2 separate regions of the Homo sapiens genome follow, and region 2 is linked to region 1. A link is a contact called in ENCODE Hi-C or POLR2A ChIA-PET data. All regions are on one chromosome and are shown on one strand. Each heading gives the region's core, a stretch centred on a gene start or an enhancer-like site at or near the end of the contact. The rest is flanking DNA. Distances are from core to core; before and after follow the strand shown. Region 1 overlaps LRBA (LPS responsive beige-like anchor protein). Region 2 overlaps LRBA (LPS responsive beige-like anchor protein).

Region 1 (6,539 bases), core at 3,302-5,801:
TTACTGTTCACTGGGGAAAAGGAAATAATCAGATTATTGGACTTTGGCTCTGAAGTGACAATGAGTCCAAGAGACCTAAAATATCAGGGAAGCTTATGGGGGCCAGATGATCAATAGAGTTTTAGGTGAGCACTCTCTCACAATAGGCCTAGTGAGTCTTCGAATTCATCTTGTCATTATTTCCCAAGTTCTGGAATGCATAGTTGGAATAGACATACTCAGAAATTGGCAGTGTCTCCACATTGGTTTCCTGACCTATTGAGTGAGGGTTATTATGATGGGAAAGGCCCCAGGTGGAAGCCACTGAACTGCCTCTACCTAAGAAAATTATAAGCCAAAAGCAATACTGTATTTCTGGAAGGATTTTCCTCCATCAAGGATTTGACACAGGTGTGGTAATTTCCAGCATATATTCATCTCACTTGCCTATTTGGCCTATGCAGAAGACACATGAATCTTTGAGAATGACAGTGTATTATTATAAGCATAACCAGGTGGTAACTCCAAGTACTGCTGCTGTACCAGATGTGGTTTCAATGCTTGAGCAAATTGACACATTCCCTGGCACCTAATAGACGTGACAAATGCCTTTTTTTCTCCATACTTGTCAATAAGGACCACTAGAAGTCGTTTTCTTTCAGCTAGCAAGGCTAGCAGTGTCCCTTAACTGCTCTATGTCAGGAGTATCTGGCTTTCTAGCTGTATGTCATAATTTAGTTTGCATGGATCTTTATCACTTTTCACTTCCACAGAGAAATCACAGTCGTCCATTACATTGATGACATTATGCTGGTTCCACTTAGTGAGCAAGAAGTTGTAACTACCAGACTTTTTGGTAAGGCATTTGCATGTCAGAAGTTGGAAGGTAAATCCACCTCAGTGAAATTTCTAGGGCTCCAGTGTTGTGGGACATGTCGAGATACCCCTTCTTAGGTGAAGAATAAGTTGTATCTGGCCCCTCCTATAACCAAAAAGGTACATGCTAGTGACCGTTTATGGCTTTTAGATGAGATTGGGCATTTTCAGGGTGGTATGGCTGTAGACTCTATGGATTTTAGAGGCAACGTATTCCTCATTTGGATATGTTACTCTGTCCCATTTTCTGAGTTACCTGAAAAGCTGATAGTTCTGAGTAGAACTCAGAACAAGAGAAGGCTCTGTAACAGGTTCAGGCTGCTGTGCAAGCCATAGGCTCCAGGAGATCTAATGGTGCTTCAAGTGTCAGTGGCAGATGGGGATGCTATTTGGAGCCTTTGACGGGCCCCTTTAGGTAAATTGCAATGCAAACCCATAGGATTTTGGAGCAAGGCCCTGACATCCTTCCCAGACAAATATTCTCCTTTTGAGAAACAACTCTTGGCCTGTCACTAGGTTTAAGTAGAGACTGAACAGTTAACACTGGGCCACCAAATTAACAAGTGACTGAGCTGCTTATTATGAACTGAATGTTATCTGTCCTACTAAGCCATCAAGTTGTACATGCACAGAAGCACTCTGTCATCAAATCGAAGTGATGTACATGTGATCAGGCCCAAGCAATGCTTGAAAACACAAGTAAGTTGCATGAAGTGGCCCAAATATCCTATGGTCCTCAGTTCTGCTACACTACCTTCTCTTTGCCAGCCCGTACCTATGGTCTCTTGGTGAGTCCTGTGATCAGTTGCCAGAGGAGAAGACTTGGGCCTGGTGTATAGATTGTTCTGACAATATGCAGGCACCACCTGAAAGTGAACAGTTGGAGCACTACAGCCCTTTTTTGGGACATCCCTGATGGACTGTAGTGAAGAATAATCTTCTCAGTGGACAGAACTTTGAGGAGTGTACCTGATTGTTTACTTTTTTTGGAAGGATAAATGTGATTATTAATTCATGGGCTGTGGCTATTGGTTTGTCTGGATGGTCAGAGACTTGGAAGGGACATGAGTAGAAAATTGTTGACAAAAAAAGTTTAGGGGAAGAGGTATGTGTATAGATGTCTATGAATGGGAGAAAAAATCTGAATACTGTGTATTTGTGTCCTATGTGAATGCTCACTGAAGGGTGACTTCAACAGAGGATAATTTTAATACTAAAGTGGCTGGGAACACCTGTTCTGTGGATACTAGTCAGCCTCTTTCCCCAGCCGCCCACCAGTGCCCAGTGAGCTCATGAACAAGGTGGCCATGGTGGCAGGGATGGAGGTTATCCAAGGACTCAGCAACCTGAACTTCCACTCAGCAAGCCAACCTGGCTGTGGCCACTGCTGAGTGTCAAATCTGCTGGCAGTGGAGACCAACAGTAAGTCCCTGATAAGGCACTGTTCCCTAGGATGATCAACCTGTTACCTGGTAGCAAGTTGATTGCATTTGACCCCTTCCATCATAGAAGGGGCAGCATTTTGTTCTTATCAGAGTAGACACTCACTCTGGATACAAATTTATCTTCCCTGCATGCCGTACTTCTGCCCAGACTACCATCTGTGGATTCACAGAATGCTTTATCAACCTTCATTGTATTGCTTAGCATTGCTTCTGATTAAGAAATCTATTTCACAGCAAATGAATGCTCATGGAATTCACTGGCCTTGCTATGTTCCCCACCATCCTCAAGCAGCTGGCTTGATAGAACTGAATGTAGGTGGCAATACCTTATATGGCTGGGACAAGGTTTTCCAGAAGGATATATGTGTACTGAATCAGCATCCAGTATATGGTGCTGTTTCTCCCCACAGGTAGGATTCATTGGTCCAGGAATCAACAGGTAGAAATGGGAGTGTTACCACTTGTTATTACCTCTAGTGACCCAATAGCAAAAGTTTTGCTTCCTGTTCCTGTGATCTTACAGTCTGCTGGCCTAGAGGTCTTACTTCCAAAGGGAGAAATGCTTCCACCAGGAGGCACAACAATGATTCCATTGAACCGGAAGTTAAGATTGCTTCCCAGCCACTTTGGGCTCCTCCTGCCTCTGAATCCTCAGGCAAAAATGGAGTTATCATGCTAAGAGTAGTGATTGATCCTGACTACTGTGGGGAAATTGAACTATACCACAATAAAAGTAAGGAAGAGTATGTCTAGAATACAAGAGATTCCTCAGTGCATATCTTAGTATTACCATACTGTGTGATTAAGTTGAGGAGCACTGGTAATACAATCCAGGTAGGACTACTAAAGCAGCCCAGACCCTTCAGGAATGAAGCTTTGGGTCACCCTATTAGGTACAGTACCAGGACCAGCTGAGGTGCTTGCTGAAGACAAAGGGAATACAGAATAGGCAGTGAAAAAAGGTAGTTGTAGATACCAACTGTGATCACATGACCATTTACAGAACAAGAAATGTAATTGTTACATTTCTTTCTTATTTTGTGTGTGTATATGTGTTTGTGTGTGTGTGTGTGTGTGTGTATATATATATATATATAAAATCTTTGTTTTCTTTCCTCTTTTAATCCCTCACCATGCAACTTAAGATGTATTGAGTTTATAATATCAACACCATAGTATTTAAGTATTGTTAACTGTAGATCATATTGTTAACTGTACATCCTAGTATGTAAATATGTAAATTGTGGGATATTAGGAAAGTATACATATCAGCTAAGGTGGGGAATGGGTTTATATTAGGGTTCTCCAGAGAAATAGAACCAATAGGATATATATAGATACAGACAAAGAAATTTATTATGAGGGATTGGCTCATGCAATTATGGAGGCTGAGAGGTCCCATGATCTGCTGTCTAAAACTTAAAGGCCCGGGAAAACCAATGGTGTAAGTCCCAGTCTGAGTCTGAAGTCCTGAGACCCTGGAGTGCTAATGTGAGGGCAAGTGAAGAGGATGTCTTTCCCAACAGAAACAGATGAACTCCCACTTCCTCTGCCTTTTCATTTTATTCGGGCCCTCAACAAATCGGGTGATTGATGCTGACTCACACCGGTGAAGGTAGATCTTCTTTACCACTTCAAATGCTGATCTGTTGTGGAACAACCTCACAGACACAACCAGAAATCATGTTTTATCAGCTCCCTGGGCATTTGTTAGTCCTGTCAAGTTGACACATAAAATTGACTGTCACAGGTTTAGAATGGTTTTGGTTGTATACAGAATAGTTGTATCATGTTAGGTAGAATTATAACCTTGTTATTAATCTTCATTTGGTAATGAAATGTGGTTTGAGGAGATGTATATGAGTGCCAAGCTGACAAGGGGTGGACTTGTGATGGTTAATTTGTGTGTCATTTGGGTCACAGGCTGTTTAGATATTTGGTCAAATGTTATTCTAGCTGTATCTGTGAGAGTCTTTTCTGGATGAAATTTAAGTTTAAATTGGTAGACTGAGTAAAAAAGATTGCCCTCCCTGTTAGTGTTGGGCATTATCCAATCAGCTGAATGCCTGAATAAAACCAAAAGGCTGACTCTTCCCCCAGTAGAGAGAATTTCTTCTGCCTAACTGCCTTCTAATTATGACTTTAGTTTTTTCTCACTTTTGGATTCAAATTTGTCTCTTCCTGGGTCTAGAGGCTGCTGACCTTCAGACTGTGCCATTGGTCTTGCTGACTCATCCTGTAGATATTGGCACTTGTTAGCCAATGTAATTGTGTGAGTCAGTTCCTTATAATCTCTTCTCTCTTTCTCTCTCTGTCTCTGTGTCTCTCTGTCTGTGTCTCTCTCTGTCTCTCTCTCTTCCCATTCGTTCTGTGTCTCTGAAGAATCCTGATTAATACCGGGGCATAGAAATAGCAGTTGATAGGCCGGGCATGGTGGCTCACTCCTGTAATCCCAGCACTTTGGGAAGCCGAGGCGGGTGGATTACTTGAGGTCAGGAGTTCGAGACCAGCCTAGCCAACATGGTGAAAACCCATCTCTACTAAAAATAATAATAATAAAAAATTAGCTGAGTGTGGTGATGCACACCTGTAGTCCTAGCTACTCGGAAAGCTGACGCAGGAGAGTTGCTTGAACCCAGAGGCGGAGGTTGCAGTGAGCCGAGATTGCGCCACTGCTCTCCAGCCTGGGTGACAGAGTGAGACTGTGTCTCAAAAAAAAAAAAAAAAAAAAAAAAAAAAGGAGACAGCACTTGATAAAATCCCTATCTTGATATTTTAGATGAAATTTAAAAAAATTTTCCTATGATATTTAATTATACTTTTCTTTAATCTTCTTTTCCTCACCCTCTTAACAATATTGTCTGTTTTCTATGAGTCGTTTTTCTCCTCTGCCTGTTTGCTTTGGTGTCTGTCATCACAGAAGAGGGTTTCCTCAAATGTCTGGTTAACTTTGGCAATTTGCTCATTCCTAAGCATAACACAGAGAAAATCTATATGTCTGGGTATGAGTTGTCCACTGGTGATGCATGAGTTCCCTTTGTTATTTGTAGAGGATTACCTTTTATCCTAGCTTCTCAATTTTCTCAGAAAAGTTTTCAAATATCACTCACAATGTCATAGTCCAGTTTGTATACTTTCAATTTATCTTGCCTTTTTCATTATAGCTTTTTAATAATTTCCTTAATTATAACTTTTCTGGAAAATAAACTTCCAATGTTTACCATGGTAGGATGGCTACACAGCATAGGGAGAAGATGTGGGATTCTAACTTTCTTTTTATGCCAACTTGCATCTCTTTCCCTCAGCCACCTTCGTATGTACTCAGTGCCTTCAATTCCTAGCTTTTCTGGAGTTTTTGTGACAAGCATTGATTTCCTTCCTCATGTTGATTCCTCTACTTTGTTGTGTAGAGTTTTGTTTTCTTTGGTCCTCTAAGTGCATTTATTACTACTAACTCATGTGTTTCCAGGTTGTAAAATAAATTTCTTAATGTATCTCATGTACTGTTGCCCCCTCTTTATTCTCAGATTTACTATGTTTAACCTGAAGTCACTCATTATCTACCTCTCTTGAAAAAAAAAACTTTTTTTTTTTTTTTTTTTTGAGACAGAGTCTCATTCTGTTGCCCAGGCTGGAGTGCAGTGGCGTGATCTTGGCTCACTGCAACCTCTGCCTCCCAGGTTTAAGTGATTCTTCTGCCTCAGCCTCTTGAGTAGCTGTGATTACAGGCGTGCACCACCACGCCTGACTAATTTTTGTATTTTTAAAGTAGAGATGGGGTTTCACCATGTTGGCCAGGTTGGTCTTGATCTCCTGACCTCCTGGTCTGCCCACCTCGGCCTCCCAAAGTGCTGGAATTACACGTGTGAGCCACCGCGCCTGGCCAAATTTTTTTTTTTTTTTTTTTTTTGCAACAAGTCTCGCTCTGTTGCCCAGGCTGGAGTGCAGTGGTGCAATCTTGGCTCACTGCAAGCTCTGCCTCCCGGGTTCACGCCATTCTCCTGCCTCAGCCTCCTGAGAAGCCGGGACTACAGGCACCCGCCACCATGCCCGGCTAATTTTTGTATTTTTAGTAGAGATGGGATTTCACCGTGTTGGCCAGGATGGTCTCGATCTCCTGACCTCGTGATCTGCCTGCCTTGGCCCCCCAAAGTTCTGGGATTACAGAAAAAAAATTTTTTAATACTAAAAGTTATGTTAAAGATCTGCCCACCAGAATCAAATGCTACTATATTTAAT
Region 2 (6,185 bases), core at 2,223-4,722, 59 kb before region 1:
CTTACTTTTGATGGTTAAAATATTGATATTGGAATTTAAATCCATTTCTGTGCAAATTAAGGGAGAGCATACATATATTTTTATTATTAACTAAAAGTTGTGGCTTAAATATAATGTAATTAATTGCAATTGGGATATTTTTTGTTCTTTAAATGAACTAATTAAATGTAAGTCAGAAAATGTTATACAAAAAGAGTTGAAAAATTTTATTGACTTCATTTGCTGTGAAGAATCACTAACTCATATTCTAAGAGACAGACTTGTTAACAAGTAACTGCAATAATTGGAGTATTAAAAGTAGCTTCCAGTTATAAAAGTATAGTTAGTTAAGTAGCTGTTGCAATTATAGAAGTAGCTACCACCCAAAGGAGGCAATTTATTATTCACTCGATATTCATTCAATATCTACTGGATACTTGGGTATATATTCATGACTAAAACAAAACAAAAAATCTGTTTCCTTATGGAGCTTATATTCTAATGGGAGGAGATAGAAAATATCTACATGCTATAAGTAGATTGTGTAGTATTTTAGAAGGTGGTGAAAGTGCTAAAAAAAAAAAAAAAGAAAGTAATAAAGATGGTAAAAATATCAGGAATGACCAGGAGTAATTGGGTATGGATTTCTCTTTGAGGGAAATGAGAACTCATTGGAGGGTCTTGAGTACAGGAGTTACAATTTATGTTTTAAAAAGTACCTCTGGGCTGGGCTTGGTAGTTCACGCCAGTAATCCCAGCACTTTGGGAAGCCGAGGCAGCTGGATCACTTGAGGTCAGGAGTTGGAGACCATCCTGGCCAACATGGTAAAACCCTATCTCTACTAAAAATACAAAAAATTAGCCAGGCATGGTGGTGGGTGCCTGTAATCCCAGCTACTTAGGAAGCTGAGGCAGGAGAATCGCTTGAACTTGGGAGGCAGAGGTTGCAGTGAGCAGAGATCCCACCACAACAACTCCAGCCTGGGTGACAGAGTGAGACTCCGTTTCCAAAAAAAAAAAAAAAAAAAAAAGTAACTCTGTATTCTGTGTAGAGGATATAGCGTAGAGGGCAAGGATAATCAGTGTTTTTGGCTGGGTACTGCTGTTTAATACCTTACCCTGCACTTAGTGTCCTAAGACCATAACCATTTTAATCTTTCCTTCATGATTTCTTGAGTTAGATTTGGATAGGGCACGGTGGGCATGGTTTATCCCTGTTTCAGATGATGTTTGCTGGGTCTGGAAAATCTAAGATGACTTTTCTAATAGTATATATAGTGCCTCAGGTGGGATGGCTCCAAGAGCTGAGACTGACTGACTAAAACAGCTGAGCTGGGGTTGTGTGTCTGCAGCCTTGATACTTGTTCTCAACTGAGTTCCTGGTTTCCTTCATTAGTTTGGAGAGCATCTCTGTCTCCATATCGTCTCTCTACATGTTCTTTCCAGCAAGGTAGATCAGAAATAAGCCACACTTCTTACAGAGATGTTCAGAGATTCTGGGAATGCAAGAGCTGCCAGACCTTAAAACGTGGGCCAAATACTGGCCCACTGCTGCTTTTGCCAGATCCTGTGGGTTATTGTCAGTCAAGCCTAGTCCAGATTCAAGGGCTTGTCAAGGGATGCATACCAGGAGACATGGGGCAGTAGGATTATTAAAACAACCCTCTTCCACAACAGTTAGGAAGGAGGATATTGCAGTAATCAGTAATCCAGGCAAGAGGTTATGGTGGGTTGGATTAGGTTGGTAACTAGAGATGGTGAGAGGCAGTCAGATTCTGAATATGTTTTAGTGGTAGAAAAAACAGAATTTTAAAACATTAGGTGTGCATTTTGTGAATGAAAAAGGTAGTCAAAAATGATTACAAGGTACAGTGGAGTAGATTAAAGGTGAAAGAGATTTTCAGGGAAAGATAAAAAGAGAAGAAATTCAGTTTTCAGCATGTTGAGTTTGAGAGGTTTTTTTAGACATGTAAGATAAGTTGTAGGGTAGCAGTTATATTTAATAGTTTGAGTTTTTTGGTGGGGAAATATAGTGGTATTTAAAACTTGGAGAATGAATGATACCACGAAGGGACTAAATGCAGACAGAGAACATAAGAGGAACAAGGACTGAACCTTGTGTCCCTCCAACTTAAGAAATCAGGGAGAAAAAGAGGTGAAGGATGTTAAGAAGGAACAGTCAGTGAAGTAGTACAAGGAAAACAAAAAGAGAATGGTGTCCTGAAAGCCGAGGAAAGGAAGCATTGTCTAGTTGGAGGGAATAATCAGCTGTTGCTGTTATGTGAAGTCCTATTAGGACTGAACACTGACCATTGGAGTTAGCAAGATGCAGATTTTTTGGTGACCTTGATAAGACTATTTTTGCTAGAATGGGTTGAAACCCTGATTAAAGGGAGTGAGAATTAAAAGAGAGAAAAGGAGGTGTTCCTTGTTGAACTGGATTTTAAGGATCATTGAATTATTTATGCACGTAGAAGGGGTAACAAGTTTTCCAGCTGCAGTAACCATGTTTGAGGTAGAGCTTTTTATTTTATCCTAAAGATTGCGGACTTGGGCCAGGCATGGTGGTGCATGCCTATAATCCTAGCACTTTGGGAGGCCGAGGCAGGTAGATTGCTTGAGCTCAGGAGTTTGAGACCAGCCTGGGCAACATGGTGAAACCTCATCTCTACAAAAAAATAGAAAAATTAGCCAGACGTGGTAGCACATACCTGTAGTCTCAGCTACTTGAGAGGCTTAGGTGGGAGGATCGCCTGAGCCCAGGAGGTCAAGGCTGCAGTGAGCCTAGGTCACACCACTGCACTTCAGCCTGGGCAACAGACTGACACACACACACACACACACACACACACACACACACACACACCCCCAAAAAAGATTATAGACTTTTTCTTACAGGCCAATGACTTTCAACCTTGTGTTGCTACCCATTACTTTAGATCATTTTTGCAAGTATTTTATTATTTATTTTATTATACCATCTGTCTTGATAATAGGTGCACCCACTCAGTACATTCTGTAGAATACGTAATTAGTTTTTGCTTTTTTAGAACATGATGTATTTCATAATTCAAAACAGTAGATAGCTATTAAAACAGAATATACCTTTTAAAAATTAGTTCTAAACTTTTGTTTGTTTATTTCTTGTGTTTCTGGGTATGATATAGAAATCACACCAGCAGCATTCAGCACTTTAACTACGGCATCAGTGGAAGAATCTGAAAGCACATCATCTGCTCGAAGGAGGGACTCAGGCATTGGGGAAGAAACAGCCACTGGTTTAGGAAGCCATGTGGAAGTAACTCCTCACACAGCACCTCCTGGTGTCAGTGCAGGCCCAGATGCAATCAGCGAGGTGCTATCTACTCTTTCTTTAGAAGTCAATAAGTCTCCGGAAACCAAAAATGATAGAGGAAATGACTTGGACACTAAGGCTACACCGTCAGTTTCAGTTTCAAAAAACGTCAATGTGAAAGACATTCTCCGAAGCTTGGTTAACATACCAGCAGATGGAGTCACAGTGGATCCTGCCCTTCTGCCACCAGCCTGCCTTGGAGCCCTTGGTGATCTATCTGTGGAACAACCCGTGCAGTTCAGATCTTTTGACAGGTACTGATAATAGTTTTTCGTTTTGGTATGTTTCTACATCTGACCCTTGAACAACATGGGGGTTAGGGATGATGACGCCCTGTGTAGCCGAAAATCCACATATAACTTTTCACTCCCTCAGAACTTAACTACCAATAGCTTATGTTGATCAGAAACTTTACTGATAACATAAACAGTTGATTCACACATATTTTGATTGTTATATGTATTATATACTGTAATCTTACAGTAAGGTAAGCTAGAAAAAAAGAACATGTTATTAAGAAAATCATAAGGAAGGCCAGGTGCAGTGGCTCACATCTGTAATCCCAGCATTTTGGGAGGTTGAAGTGTGTGGATCACCTGAGGTCAGGAGTTCGAGACCAGCCTGACCAACATGGTGAAACCCAGTCTCTACTAAAAATACAAAAATTAGCTGGGCATGGTGGGGTGTGCCTGTAATCCAGGCTACTCCAGAGGCTGAGGCAGGAGAATCGCTTGAACCCAGGAGGGGCAGTGGTTGCAATGAGCTGAGATCGCACCATTGCACTCCAGCCTGGGCAAGAAGAGCGAAACTCTGTCTAAAAAAAAAAAAAGAAAAAAAAAGAAATCATAAGGAAGAAAAAAATATATTACTGTTCATCAGGTGAAGCGAATCATCATAAAGATCTTCATCTTTCTTGTCTTCATGTTGAGTATGCTGAGGAGGAGGAAGAGAAGAGGTTGATTTTAGTATCTCAGGGGCAGTTGAGGTAGCAGAGTTGGAGAAAGTGAAAGGGGAAGCAGGAGAGGCAGACACACTTGGTGTAAATTTACAGAAATGCACTGGAATTTCTTTCTGACCTTTTTGCTTTTTTATTTGTCTAAAAATGTTTCTATGTGGTACAAACCCTTCTTTCACCATTTGCTTTAGTTTCAGTGCCTGTATCATAGAAGGGTGAATGTCATAAAAGAAGTTAAAAGCAGTCTTGAATCATTAGAACCCTTCTGCCAGATTGTCTAATGTCAGTTCATTTTCTGGTACTGCTTCTTCTATGTCTTCCTCATCTAATAGTGGTTTGGATGTTCTTGTCTCCGTCAAATTGTTTTCCCTCTGTTGATCCTTCTGTTCTTGTGGTATCTGTTAGTTCTTGAATTTCTCTGAGATTCATATCTTGAAACCCTTCACCCCTCACCTTTTTGTCATATCTATAGTCTCTCATGATTTCCTTGATTAGTTCTGTCAGAAATCCTGTGGAGTCATGCACAACACCTAGAAACACAGTCTTCTCTAGGAGGAATTTATTGTTTCAAACTTGATGGTTTCCACAGCTTTTTCTGTAACAGTGATCCTCAGTGGTATAATCCTTCTAGACTTTCACGATGTTCTGTTGGGTTCTCTTCCATAGTGTTGACAGTTGTTTCCTAAGAATGCCATGTGTAATGAACCATAAAGGTCCTTGTGACCTCCTGTTCTAGAGGCTGAATTAGAGAAGTTGCGTTTGAGGGCAGTTAGACCACTTCAACACCCTCAGTGTTGAACTCATGAAGCTCTGGGTGGTCAGGAGCATTGTCCAATTGTAAAAGAACTTTAAAAGTTAATCTCTTACTGATAAGGTACTTCCTGACTTTAGGGACAAAGTATCAATAGAACCAATCCAGAAAAAGGATTCTTTTTGTCCAGGCCTTCTTGTACAACCAACAGACTTGCAGCTGGTGTTTGTGTTTTCCTTTCAAGGCTCAGGGGTTAGCAGCTTTATATTAATAGATAAGGGCAGTCATGATCATAAACCCAACTGCATTTGCACAAAACAGTAGAGTTAGCCTATCTCTTCCTGCCATAAATCCTAGTGCTCACTTCTCTTCCTTGCTAATAAATATCCTTTGTGGCTTCCCCCCCATCCCAAATAGGTTACGTTTGTCTGCATTAAAAACCTGACTGGGCTGGTCCTTTCTTCTAAATGATTTTCTTGATGTCTAGGAACTCATCTGTTGCCTCTTGGTTGGCAGAAGCTGCTTCTCCTGTTATCTTGATCATCCTTTGCTGGCATTAAATCTAGCCTTAGATTCTTTTTTACTTAAATTTGACATATAATGACTTCAGTTTTTCTCAAATCATGTTAGAGTCTATAGGTATGCCTTTCTTATAACAATCCTGTACCCACATAAAAGCTGCATTTTCAGTGCAAGATAAAGATATTTCACAAAAAGTGCAAGTTTTTTTTGTTTTGTTTTTTTGTTTGTTTGTTTTTTTGCCTCCTGGTGTCACTGCAGTGACAACTTTGCCAACTTCCTTTTCTTTACAATAGTTCTTATGCGGGATTAATTTCTTTGGAAATGGCAGGCAACCATAGCTACAGACCTCAATCTACAGTACATATCAAGCAATTCAACTTTTTCTTATAATGTCATGACTTTTCCCTGCTGCTTGGGAGCATGTCCAGTATTGCTAGTGGCACTTTGTATGGGTCCCATTATGTTATCAAAGGTTTATAATATTGCAGTAAACATGATGAAAAATATATGAGAACTGGGAGAGAGCACTTTTACCGTGATACACAGTTTACTGGAGAGACAAACTTCCCAGTACTTTGGGAGGCTGAGGCGGGTGGATCATTTGAGATCAGCAGTTCAAGACC

Evidence for each region. A loop is a pair of places that touch in the nucleus more often than their neighbours do. ChIA-PET counts read pairs that join two places held with the same protein, here RNA polymerase II (POLR2A). Pooled maps may share reads with other maps.
Region 2: a loop to region 1 is called in a pooled map, with 2.1 times the contacts of the local background. The contact joins two enhancer-like sites. A Hi-C loop is called at or near these places in 1 of 50 pooled maps. POLR2A ChIA-PET finds 5 or more read pairs at or near these places in 3 of 52 experiments (PC-9, SK-N-SH and naive thymus-derived CD8-positive, alpha-beta T cell).

Annotation. Positions count from the first base shown.
Region 1 is chr4:150,767,428-150,773,966 of GRCh38, reverse strand. The region is part of intron 34 of LRBA (LPS responsive beige-like anchor protein); the gene reads left to right. Among named protein-coding and RNA genes, the nearest start is that of MAB21L2, 190 kb to the right of the region's middle. RefSeq lists an enhancer at 4,423-4,562. Within about 2 kb of position 4,551, at least 2 of the 41 ENCODE cell types and tissues checked have a DNase peak (open chromatin) inside an H3K27ac peak, as active enhancers do.
Region 2 is chr4:150,825,583-150,831,767 of GRCh38, reverse strand. LRBA (LPS responsive beige-like anchor protein) reads left to right here. Exons shown (of 57, transcript NM_001364905.1): 30 at 3,147-3,588. Among named protein-coding and RNA genes, the nearest start is that of LRBA, 190 kb to the left of the region's middle. Within about 2 kb of position 3,472, at least 5 of the 41 ENCODE cell types and tissues checked have a DNase peak (open chromatin) inside an H3K27ac peak, as active enhancers do.